4 separate regions of the Homo sapiens genome follow, and all the other regions are linked to region 1. Evidence: chromatin contacts called from ENCODE Hi-C or POLR2A ChIA-PET data. All regions are on one chromosome and are shown on one strand. The core of a region is the stretch at or near the end of the contact, and the rest is flanking DNA. Distances in the headings are between cores, read along the strand shown. Region 1 holds the start of FER (FER tyrosine kinase). Region 2 holds the start of WDR36 (WD repeat domain 36). Region 3 holds the start of STARD4 (StAR related lipid transfer domain containing 4). Region 4 holds the start of CAMK4 (calcium/calmodulin dependent protein kinase IV).

What was found. A loop is a pair of places that touch in the nucleus more often than their neighbours do. ChIA-PET counts read pairs that join two places held with the same protein, here RNA polymerase II (POLR2A). Pooled maps may share reads with other maps.
Region 2: a loop to region 1 is called in a map of CD8-positive, alpha-beta T cell, with 26 times the contacts of the local background. The contact joins the promoter of WDR36 here to the promoter of FER in region 1. A Hi-C loop is called at or near these places in 2 of 168 maps with a recorded cell type or tissue (CD8-positive, alpha-beta T cell and naive thymus-derived CD4-positive, alpha-beta T cell) and 11 of 50 pooled maps.
Region 3: a map of ascending aorta shows a loop between it and region 1 (9-fold over the local background). The contact joins the promoter of STARD4 here to the promoter of FER in region 1. A Hi-C loop is called at or near these places in 3 of 168 maps with a recorded cell type or tissue (CD8-positive, alpha-beta T cell, ascending aorta and naive thymus-derived CD4-positive, alpha-beta T cell), 2 of 37 single-sample maps with no recorded cell type and 12 of 50 pooled maps.
Region 4: a loop to region 1 is called in a map with no recorded cell type, with 6 times the contacts of the local background. The contact joins the promoter of CAMK4 here to the promoter of FER in region 1. A Hi-C loop is called at or near these places in 2 of 37 single-sample maps with no recorded cell type and 10 of 50 pooled maps. POLR2A ChIA-PET finds 5 or more read pairs at or near these places in 1 of 52 experiments (naive thymus-derived CD4-positive, alpha-beta T cell).

What each region holds. Positions count from the first base shown.
Region 1 is chr5:108,746,536-108,749,235 of GRCh38, reverse strand. It overlaps FER (FER tyrosine kinase), which reads right to left and starts at 1,339. Exons shown (of 20, transcript NM_005246.4): 1 at 1,236-1,339. RefSeq lists silencers at 1-202, 333-392, 473-572.
Region 2 is chr5:111,090,981-111,093,680 of GRCh38, reverse strand. WDR36 (WD repeat domain 36) reads right to left here and starts at 1,333. Exons shown (of 23, transcript NM_139281.3): 1 at 1,063-1,333. The coding sequence starts at 1,224. RefSeq lists an enhancer at 1,044-1,483.
Region 3 is chr5:111,511,226-111,513,925 of GRCh38, reverse strand. STARD4 (StAR related lipid transfer domain containing 4) reads left to right here and starts at 1,391. Exons shown (of 6, transcript NM_139164.3): 1 at 1,391-1,541. It overlaps STARD4-AS1 (STARD4 antisense RNA 1), which reads right to left and starts at 1,700. Exons shown (of 7, transcript NR_040093.1): 1 at 1,418-1,700. RefSeq lists enhancers at 927-1,066, 1,547-1,756 and a silencer at 1,147-1,516.
Region 4 is chr5:111,222,873-111,225,797 of GRCh38, reverse strand. CAMK4 (calcium/calmodulin dependent protein kinase IV) reads right to left here and starts at 1,414. Exons shown (of 11, transcript NM_001744.6): 1 at 1,154-1,414. The coding sequence starts at 1,314. RefSeq lists enhancers at 1,176-1,225, 2,186-2,285 and a silencer at 1,336-1,825.

The DNA.
Region 1 (2,700 bases), core at 90-2,589:
TGCTGCGGGCGGGAGGATGAGCGGATGACCCTGCAGCCAGGGACGGGGGTTGGGGGGGGCGCTGGCTGAGGGCGGAGGAAGAGCCTCGGCACAGCCCCCAACGCCCTGGCCGAATCCCGGGCGCCCCTCTGCGGGCAGGCATTGTTGCCCCCGCTCTAGGCTTGCCTTCCCTCCTCTTCCCCCCTCCCCCCGCGTTGCCCCGGGCAACAGCGCCTACCGCCGGCGGCGCGAAACGCACCTACCTAGAACCTGACAAGCCCGAACCCCTCAGACTCCGGAGCCAGTCACCACCCCGCGTCACGGGGGCTGCCACAGCCAATAGGCGCCACTGTCACGAACCTCTGCAACCAATCCCGCTGCACTCCGGTCTCCGGGCACCCTCGAGGCCTCAGCCAATGGGCAAGAGCGGAAGGCGGGCGCAGCCGCCCGGCCCTCAGCCCCCTCCTCCACTACCTCCCAGGAGGCGGGGAGCGGCCGATTGGCCCGGTCCCCGAAGGGGCAGGACTTGGGCCCTAGGCTGGGTGGGCGCACGCTTAGCCCAAGCTGCGGGCCCTGGGAGTGGAGACGCGGAGCTGCGGTCGCCGCTTTCTGGGCTCGCTCACCAGCCCGGGTGGAGTCCCGAGGTCTGCGCGTTTGTGCCGCTCTCCCCGCCTCGGTAACCTGCTCCTCCCTAGCGGGTGTCCTGGGCTGCCGTGGTGAGATGGGGCCGGAGACGGACGAAGGCCTCACAGGAAACTTTGGGAGGCTCGCCTGGCCGCGGCCGGGAAGTGGCCGGACCGGCGATGATAAGCTGAGGCCGCCTGGAAGGGACTACTCGGCGGGTCGGCAGCCGGAAAGGAATTCGGAGAGTGGGGGCGGAGGCGTGATTAAAATGTTAAGTGTGCCCGGAGGGCGCTGGGCGATCCCTGGAGCTGAAATCTCCGGGAAGGGAAGCTGCTTTAGGGCCGCGAGGCCCCCACCCCTAAAATAGGCACTTTTCAGCCTCAGAATTGGTCACTTTTTCCTGTACGTTCCCACGTTTTACTTGTATCTGTTATTAACGTGGATTGCTTTAGAATGGTTTTCAGCAACTCCAGTTTACTCTGAGTCCCTTAAGGACGGGAACTGTCTTTCAATCCTGTACTCCCAGTGCCTGAGCCTGCCTAAAAATGTTAGAAACTCAATGCTGGAATTGTAATGGATGTTTAAAAGCATACAGCAGGTCCTGGGAGTGGCCCCCTATAATAAATTCTTACCTCTTCGGGAGTCTAGAATGCGTGGAGAACCCAAACGGGTCTGCTCTTCAGTGATGGCCGTTTCTGAAGCGTCCTTCACCAAAAGAATTTGGTGAAAAATGAGTAATGTGAACTACAAGATTATTACTAGGTGATCAGTAACAGTAGGATAGGTATGCGTCATTATTCGAGGGTGTGACCCTCCCATGTTCCTGTAGTAGACTTTTTAAGGCGGTGTTATCTTTTGCATTGGTTGAACCACATAGCGTCAATCCGGTATTTCCCCTCCCTCTCAAAAACTGAGTTACATAGGAGCCAAAGAAGAGTGGTGAATATTTTCTCTAAGCAGGGTTATTTATTTAACCGTAGAGAACAGCCCTACACATAAAAAAACATAAATCTTAAGTTGGACTTTTTTTAAGTCTACTGTTTTAAAGCTAAATAAACAAAAACCAACATAAAAATTTTAAATAAGAGGCTTAATTCTCCCTATTGAAAATGGAGGATGAGATTTCCCGTCCCTTTCTCTCCGAGCATTTGTCTTAGAAAACTTAAGTACTTTCTTAATTGTTAAGTACTTTCTCAACTCTTTGAAATGTGTATAAATCCACTTGAGGACTAGATAGGTCTTGTCAACTGTATGCTCAGTCAGGAATGTCTCTGGACCTTTTTTTTTTTTTTTTTTTTGAAATGCTGCACATATCAACGGAGTAGCATCCTTCCCTATCTCCCAGTTTCTGTGAGAGAGTAGGAGCGTAACTTCGGTGAGCAACTTGCTCCGTGTTGCAAAACTACCTTCCGTCATAAAGACAGGAGAAGTTTGTTTTTCCTCTGGATAAAACCAATTAACTAACACAGATGGTCACCCCAATTATTAAGTAAAGTTAATGTCACAAATGTCAGGTCCTCTTACTTGAGGACTAGTTATTGTTCAACTTGAAAACGTGTATGTAATGGGTCGTATATACTTGGCTATACAAAAGGGCAAGATTTCTGTCTTTGCAATCTCTTAGCAAATTGCCTGTGATGTGTATCACAGTCTCGTTTAATGCTTATTCAGTAATAAAAGTGTTTTGTCTACTAACGTTTGTGGAGAGGATTTCTGGGTTGGGAGATTTTGGTTTTTAATTATATTTTTCCAACAATGCCTATACCCAGAATGTTGGGATGACAAAGTTAAGGAAAGTAGTTACTTCGGAGTTTTTAAATTGTTCTCTAAAATGATGGTTAATGTTTCATATGTATTTCATAGTGATTGTTAAATGCACAAACTGTGGTTCTGTGAGTAAACTTCTTAAAATAGAAGTTAATTTTCTGTGAACATCAAATGTTATAGTATATGTAATGTCAATAAGAATGAAATGAATGAAAATTTGGTTAGGTAAGGCCAAAATACAACTTTGGAGACTGCTTCATGACTGAATACCTTTCCCAAGAACCTTAGAATTTCTCCATTTATACAAAGGGAATCAAAATGTAGAAAGAT
Region 2 (2,700 bases), core at 84-2,583, 2.3 Mb before region 1:
AAAAATTACATTTCAAGGAAGAAAACATTAACCAGCAAAAGCAAAAGTTAGCAAGCAAGGAACAAGTGCAGAGAATGGTAACACTAAATACTTTCACATGATTAATATGGTTCTAACCCACCCTGTCTCCATTACCAGCTCAGACTCTGAGAAACCCAATTGCTCTTCACCTCAGCTCTGCCCTCACTTTCCTTTTCCACTAACTCAACTAGTTCCTACCTCCCAGCTCTTTTTGCTAATAAGCCATTTGATATTCACAATCCTCCAAGAGAGACAACTCTACCTGTTTTCCAGAAAAGAAAGTACTTAATTAACACTGACTATTATCATCCTCCTCATCAAGGTTTCTGTTCTCACAGAGGTTACATTCTTTCGGAGAAGACAAAAGAAACAAGTAAACAAGAGACACTATTACAATGATCGATGAACTGTTATAGGAGAAAAAATCATCACTAACAAGTGATTTATCTGAAATTTACTTTAATAGATTATATAAAGGTGCTACGGTATAATGACACCTATGTTGCAAAGAAACGGCTGCAAGGCTTAGAGTGACAGTGCCAGACACTTTGCGTTAGTTGAAAATAACTGATTGCTATTAGATATTTTCCCTAACGGTAATTAATCTCACCATCTCCGGTTCTCCCAATGTATTCTACCTAGAGTGAATTTCTAACTCAGCTCGTGTCACCAATAACGTAATAGCGTGCATGTTTTTCTCTCTCATTAAGAATGCAAGAGGTAGAGGTTTGTCTTAATTATGTTTCCACCTTCAAGGGAAGGTCAATAAATATTCACTGAACAAATATTACTGCCATACAACTGAGATGTTCTCTAGCAGTTTCCCCTTGGCCAGGCTGCCTCTGAAACACGCCCCAGGAGGACTGCAAGTGCCAAATCAGCACGTGGACGTGACCGGATGGCGAAATATTAATAGGACAGGGAGGGGTTAAAGAAGGGAAGCCCGTGGTAAATGGGAAGGGAGAACCGGACTGCTCCAGGACAGAGTTAGAGGCCAAGGAGGGTGGTTTTCCTGGGAAGCTAACAAAAGAAGTCACTCACGTCATAGGTGTGGAAACTCTTGCCCACGCAGGTTGTTACATAGAACCGGCGCTTGAGCGCGCTGAACCGCACCACGTGTGGAATGTCGTTGCTGAAAAGTCCCAAGGCCCGGAACCCCGCAAAAAGCGCGCTGGCCGTGCGCCTTTCTGAGGCCCGTTCCATTGCCGCCGCGATCCCAGCTCCTCTCAGCTCTGGTCCTGAAGGAAAACACGTACCCAGTCCCTTCAGCGTGTCTAGTGGAACAGTCCTCTGCCAGAGCTGCAGACACAACACCGCTTCCGGCGCCCGCTGCGAATCGCGTTTCCGGAGACTGCCCTCAGTGCAACACATAAAGTTCTCCCTCCAGAGCTCACATGGGAGGCGTGACTTGGGTTCCGAGGGCCAAGGTCTCCAGCACGTTGCCTAGCATTGTTCTCCAGCTCTTTTGCGGTGGAAGGAAGCTCGTTAGGTTCCGACAGAACCGCAAGGGCGGGAAACAAAGAGGGAAGCGCGACGCCCAGGAGAATGGAGGGGAGGTCGACGCCTTGGAGATGGAAACGATTTAAACATGTGATTATTTAAAAATGTACAAAAACATGAGACTGGAAAAATTTAAACACTGGATATCTGATGATATTAAGGAATTATGTTTCATTTTTACATATGATAGTAGCATTATGATTACGTTTTTAAAGATCCTCATCTTTTGGATACATATTGACATATTTACAGATGAAAACTATAATGGGACATTTCAAAACTGACAGAGGGATTCACTCACAGACCCTCTGGGGAGTAGAACTAATTACTTGTGGGGAGGGAACTGCTCACTTGGGCAACTTGGATAAGTGTAGATTCCTCCCAGAAAAGGAAGATAAATATTAAATGTTATTGGGATTCCTGGATTAAGTCAGTATTCCTTGAGGTCGGCTGTCAAAAGCAGACAGTAGAGGTTCTAAAGAGGAGCTTATCATAATGCAAACGGGAGTCCGGGCAGTTCATTAGAGCTGAGTGCCTTAGGATGCTGAAGGAGACTGATTCCAGTGAAGTGGGTGTCAAGACGCCTCACTCCTCAGGAGCCAGCTGCCTTACCAAGATGTAGGTTTGGGGAACAATCTCTGAGCATGTGAACATTAACTAAAACAGTGGTGAGCTTAGAGCCCAGGACCAAAGTTCAACATATGGAATAACCTCTTCTCTTACTGTTTTATTTCCATTTCATTTCGTTTATGAAAACGTTTTGGCAGCCTATTAAGGTTTGGGTCGAGTGACTAACGTAACTATACTAGTACTTGAGAGGGATAAAAAGGGTATATTTACTAATGTAAATGTACTTGAAAGAGATAAAGAGGGTCTGTCTCTACACAGATCAGTGTACTCTCTCGGGTTCCTTCCAGTTCTAAAATGTAATTATTATGAAACAAAAGTCACTTGTTAGCTAATTTGAATACCTGACTCATACATTCTTGAACAAAAAAAATCTTGATTTATTTTATAGTTCTTGGCACAAAGCCTCAAACACTTTGGATGTTAAGATCATTAAGGGGCAGATGCTAACAGAATGAGAGCTTGTTATTTAGTCCTTGACATGTTGTACTTACTTGTATTTTCATTTGTACCCCGGATTTCTCAATAGCAGTGCACATTTTCAGCCATGTT
Region 3 (2,700 bases), core at 142-2,641, 2.8 Mb before region 1:
CTCAGCCAAATTCCAGTTTCTCCACTCAGTAATTAAGCAACCTGCCTTAAGATTTATGTCTGGGGCTCCTCGCCTGTAAAACACACCTACCTTAGGGGGCTGTTAAGAGGATTCAATGTAATTGAATTAAGTAGGTACAACTTAATTACAAAGCACTTTTCCCCAACCATTTCAAATTATTTATCTACGTATTCATCCATCCATCCAAAGCACCTCAATAATTGGCCAATAATTCCTAAGTGAAAGGAGCTTTACAACACACGAAGAACTCTTCTATTATGTCACACGAAATTATAAATATAAATATAAAACAAATTATTTTACATATAAACGATGGAGGTAAAAAATAAATCGGCCAATAATAACTAGCAAGTAGTATTTGGTAATTCTTTTGGTGAGGCCGACTTAAAAATTTACGAAATATTATTTATTTTCATTGCAAGTCTATCAGAAATCACTAATGGTGTAGCACTGCATTCTTCCCTGCTTTTGGTTCTCAAACTACGTATCTTAGTAAACGCAATTTGCAGACAAACCAAGCCTCGCTAATCAGTGCATCATGGCTACTCTGGTAAAGGAAGAAATTCACTGTTTGCCAAGCATCCCATCAGATGGGTGACTTCACAGCCACTGGAAGAAATCTTTCTCATGTTCGAGTAGATGGAAACTCCAAAACTGTGCAGTTGCTAAATCCACTTGTCACACCTCCTCCTTTTCTCTGCTTCTAAGGTTGCCCTCTAAACTCTTTATCTGAGGATGGAAACACACACACGCACCCACACACACCCACACCCACACACACACAAACGTATTTGGCTAAAGGTCAATTCACATAGTGGCAGGGACTTTCGTTTATATGCATTTTCCTTCCCAGCTCTCTCAGTTCTGAGTCAGGCTAAGCAGGAGGCAGAGAGCTCGTCCTCCTCTGCATGGGCGCTTTTTCTTATTTGACTTTTAGTCCTGGGAGGAGTAGCGTAGTTGCGAGATACTAGGATATCCACAAGCGGGATGAATTTGGACCTTATCCCTCACTGTGATCCTTCACTTCGCCTTCTGTTTCAATTTCTCCCAGTCGGTTTACTGCTTGACAAAATTCTTTCACAATTAAGTGATCACAGGACAACCCAACCCAACCAATCCAAACCTGCAGGCAACCCCAGACATCCAGGGAACCCTGGCGCGGCTCGGGCCAGCCCACACCCACGCGGAATCATTCCATTTATCGGCCACCAATCAGCCCTCCACACGCTCCCGCGCCAGCCAATCCGAACAAGCGCACGTTGTTCCGGCCACCTCCTCTCAGCCCCCCCTCCCCGGAGCCCCCGGGATCGGGCCAGGGGGCGGGGCTGGGGGCTCGGCCCGCCTTGCCCTGAGGCGCTGGGTGCCTTCCAGTTGGCTGCGACCAGCGGTGACTTACAAGTTGGCTGCTGTCGCCTGCGCATCGGCGGGCCGGGAGGCTGAGCAGTACTGTTGAGAGCGGTGTGAGGTGCTTGGTAGCGCGCCGTAGCTGCTTCCACGTCCTTGCTTCACCTCAGGTAAAGGTAAGGAGAGCCACGGAGCCGCGGCAGGATTGGGGTGGCCCGTGTGGAGGGCGACTGTGGCGCCCGGGGCGTCCTGCCAGGTGCGTCTTCTGGACCTGCTCCAGACCATGGATCTGGGGAGCTCGCGGTGGACGTTGGGGATGGCGGGCCCCGGCGTCCGGGCGGGAGAGGACCTCACAGATGAAAGAGAAACCTGAGCCCCTGGGAGGGGAAGCGGCGAGCTGGAAGGATCCCAGGGCTTGCAACTCGCCCCTGCGCGCCGCTCACCTATTTAAGTACTTGGAATCCATTAGACCTCAGTGTCCTCAGCTGTTAAATGGGAGAGGGGCGGTGGTAATCCCGCTTGATTTGGGACAGTCCTGTTCTTTGGAGGTCACCGCGCTTCCTGGTTCTTAGGAGGTGCACAGACAGCGCAGGGGCAGCCGCGTCCCACCAGGCTTCGCGGAGGTGATGCCAAAGACAAGAGACAAAGTTTTCCCAGGGCTTACTGCCTTCCAAGGTCCCTGCTAAATGTATTAACTCAAATAATTTCTCACCAAATCAGTGTCATTGTTTTCCCGAATTTACACTTGAGAAAGATTACCTTAGATTTTTAGGTTCAGCAGCCAGGACAAAACTTGACAAATATTTGGTGGGCCCAGGTTTTTTATATGAAGTCTTTTCCAGCCTGTGATCAGCTTCCACAGTTTTACAAGAGAGAGCTTTAGGCTCTGAAGTCAGACGCCCTGGGTTGGAATTCTGGCTCCATCACTTATGAACTGTGTGATCTTGGACAAGTGACTCAACCTTCCTGTTGCTATTTTCCCTTTCTGTAAAACAGGGAAAATGTATAGACATTAAGCTACTATTCTCACTTATGGAAGACCTCAAGATATCTAAAGTATGCCCATTTACACCAATCCTAGAGCTTCTGAATAACTAAAATTCCTTTACCATAATGAAACACATTTTCTCAAGGAGGACTATTACTGTTGTGAGGATTAAATAAAATAAATGCAATGTAAAGCAGCCAGAAGGACTGACCATGTAGTAAGTGATCAATAAATGTTATTGTTATTTTTTAAAATCAAGTACAGAGCATTAGGTTTTTTTTTTAATCAAGTATTAGAGCATTAGGGGTTTGAACAGTAAGTTGGCTCACTATTCATATTGTAGAAAT
Region 4 (2,925 bases), core at 165-2,664, 2.5 Mb before region 1:
ACACATCTATATTCAATGAGCCTTCAATAGTACTAGCAAAGTGGGGGGAGAGTGGGCAGTGATCATTACATCTTCCCACTAAATACCAACATCCAGAATCCTGCTCTGGATCCTCCAATGACTTGAAAAAATAAAAAGGCTGTTAGCAATACTATTTCCAGCAAAAAGAGAATGAAAAATGAAATTGCAAAGGAGTAGTAAGTACAGAAGCTGCAACTTGTCAACCGTTGAAATTACATCTTCAGATTCCCTATACTAAAGAGCCTGGATCTAAAATAAGTGTTGAAAATAAATCTCCTTACCTATGGATAACAGAGAGAAAAGACAAAAAAAAAGGAAGTAAGGGAAAGAAAACTATAATTTTCAATGGATACAAATACGAAAGCATATGGAATCATGCAGAAGGCCAAACTGCTACCTGTTTGGATCTTCAGAGGAGGGATAGGGGACATATCTGCAATCCTAGGGAGATGGTCTGTTGCATATATAATTTAAATAAATCACTCCAGCCCATGAAAGAAGGGAAGCAGCAGCATTCTCACTAATTACCACTGCCTGGATCCCATATGCTGCTTTCTCTTTAAAGCCACACTAGTTCATTATTCTGCCTTCAACTCTCTTAAATGATTCATTTCTCCCTTCACTCCTGAGCAGACTCTGCAGGGAAGCTAGTATTTAAGTTTAATTTCTCGTGTCACTTGCTTTGGAGAGCTTGACGAGGGGAAGGAGGAGGAATCTAACTTAATAATTCTGTCTTGATTTGGAGGGGCACCCTCCGGCCCCCACCCTAAACAATAACTAGACAAACAGGACCCTCTGGCAAGCTATAATCGTGAGCAAAGATATCAATTGGGAAAGCAGGGCCCACGTGCGGTGGGAGCTGTCACCCAAGGGAAGTGGCAGCCTGCGAGAAGGAGGGAAGGTGGGAGGGAGTCGGGCTGATCCTACAGCTGCACCGGCCTAGGCGCTCTGGTGGGGTGGGAAGGACTCGAGCCGCACCTGAATGAAGGTTAGCTCTCTCTCAAGACACTAACTAGGTAGGGAGAAATCGAAGGGCACGAAGGCAGGCTCCCGCACCCTCCGAGCCGTCGCTGCGAGAGGGACAACCCCCAGTGCACGCCGCGGGCTTCCCCAGCCGGAGCCCGCGCCTTACCGTCCCAGCTCCGACTCCACCTCGAAGAAATCGCTCAGCGCATCCCTGTTGGAGCCGTCGATCCAGTAATCCGGGACGAGGCTCGCGGTCCCCGGGGCCGCACTGGCGGTGACCGAAGAGCAGGACGAGGCGGAGCAGGAGGGCACCGTGACTTTGAGCATCTTCGCAGCGGGACTCCGGAAGCCGCCGCCGCCGCCGCCGCCGCTGCCCGAGCGAGAAGCCGGCCGCCAGCCGCCGCCTGCGAACGCAGGAGCGAGAGAGAGGCGGCGTCCTTCACGCGCGCACACGCCCACCGCCGCCGCCCGCGCTCGCAGGGACGGTGGGCGGGGAAGGGGGCGAGCCTCTGCGAGAGGGCGCGAGGGGGAACCCGGAGTCGCCGCCCGCTGGAGGGAGACTAGCTGCACCGCTGAGGAGAGAGGCTCCCTCCCCCTCGCTCCTTCCCTCCTCACCCGCCCTCCTCCCGCGCCGAGCCTTTCCCGCCGCCCTCCCTCTTTCCTTTCTCTCTCCCAGGCTGTGGCTGCCGCGGTGCCGGCTAGGGCGGCTCCGGATGCTGGAGCTTGGGGAAGGCACAAGGACCCGCGCATCATCCCACGCGCCCTCCCGCGGGGACCGGAGCTGGAGGGAGACCGTGCGCAGCGGGACGCTGCTCTGGGATGGCGGGCGCCAGGCGTACCCTGGCAGCACCTGGGTCCGGGCGGCCCCGCCGGATAGCGAGAGAGGGACCTAGGTGGTGGTGGCGCAACTCATCCCTCCTTGAGCGCGTCTCCGTGGCGAGTCCCTCCCACCTAACACCAGCTAACCAGCCATCCTCTGTCAAAGCTTATATTGGTGGCCGGGGAGGGAGTACTGTGGTCGCCGATCCCTCAGGGCTCCTGTGCCTGGACCCAGTGAGAGCTGGAGGAAAAGGAAGCGCCCAGGTCCACACTGACCTGACTCACCTTTGAGTGAAGTCTTCAGTTGGAATAAATGCTGTCGTCGCTGCTGGTGGCACTGCCTCCTCGGCACTGCTGGAGCTCCTAAAAGAGGAGATACTTGGCTGTGTCGAGTTCAATCTCAGCATCTGAAGTGGCTCAGAATTACAGTTCTAGAAGGGCCTTGTGGAAGCCAACTAGTAAACCCTCTGCCTTAAGGCAGGACCTGTCCTCATTCATGACAGGGAAGACTGCTACATGTAAAAGCCCTTTTTCTCTTCCCAAGAGATGTATCCCATGATAAGCATTCTTATGTCCTGTCCATCAGCTGTCATGGCTCTTCTTCTCAGTATTAAACATACATCACTTAAACTACCCTTGAACTTTTTTCTTTTCAGATTTCAGCAAAGACGAACAACAATTAGTCATGTTCTGATACATATCTATGACAGTTATTATACCACAACTCATTTCTGGCTAAATAGCTCCAGGCGCTTTCACCTTACTTCACAGGTGTTACTTTTGGCCTTTTTTTTTTCCTGAGTTTCCTCCAACATGCGCTAAACTCTTCCTAGTAAGTCTCCATTCCTGATAGCACCAACCATTAATATGGTCCAATATTTTAATCTAATTTATGGATTTATTATTCTTAAAAGCCTGCCTGCTATACTGGTGAACAAACAACCAAAAATATCCAATCAAGTAGTTACAGGAATGTGATTCCTAGCTGATTGGAAATTGAAAATATATATAGTCATGCATCCCTCAACCACGGTGAGAAGTTGAAGAGATGCATCCTTAGGCGATGCAGTTGTAAGAACATCATAGGGTGTACTTGTACACAACCAGATAGTATAGCTT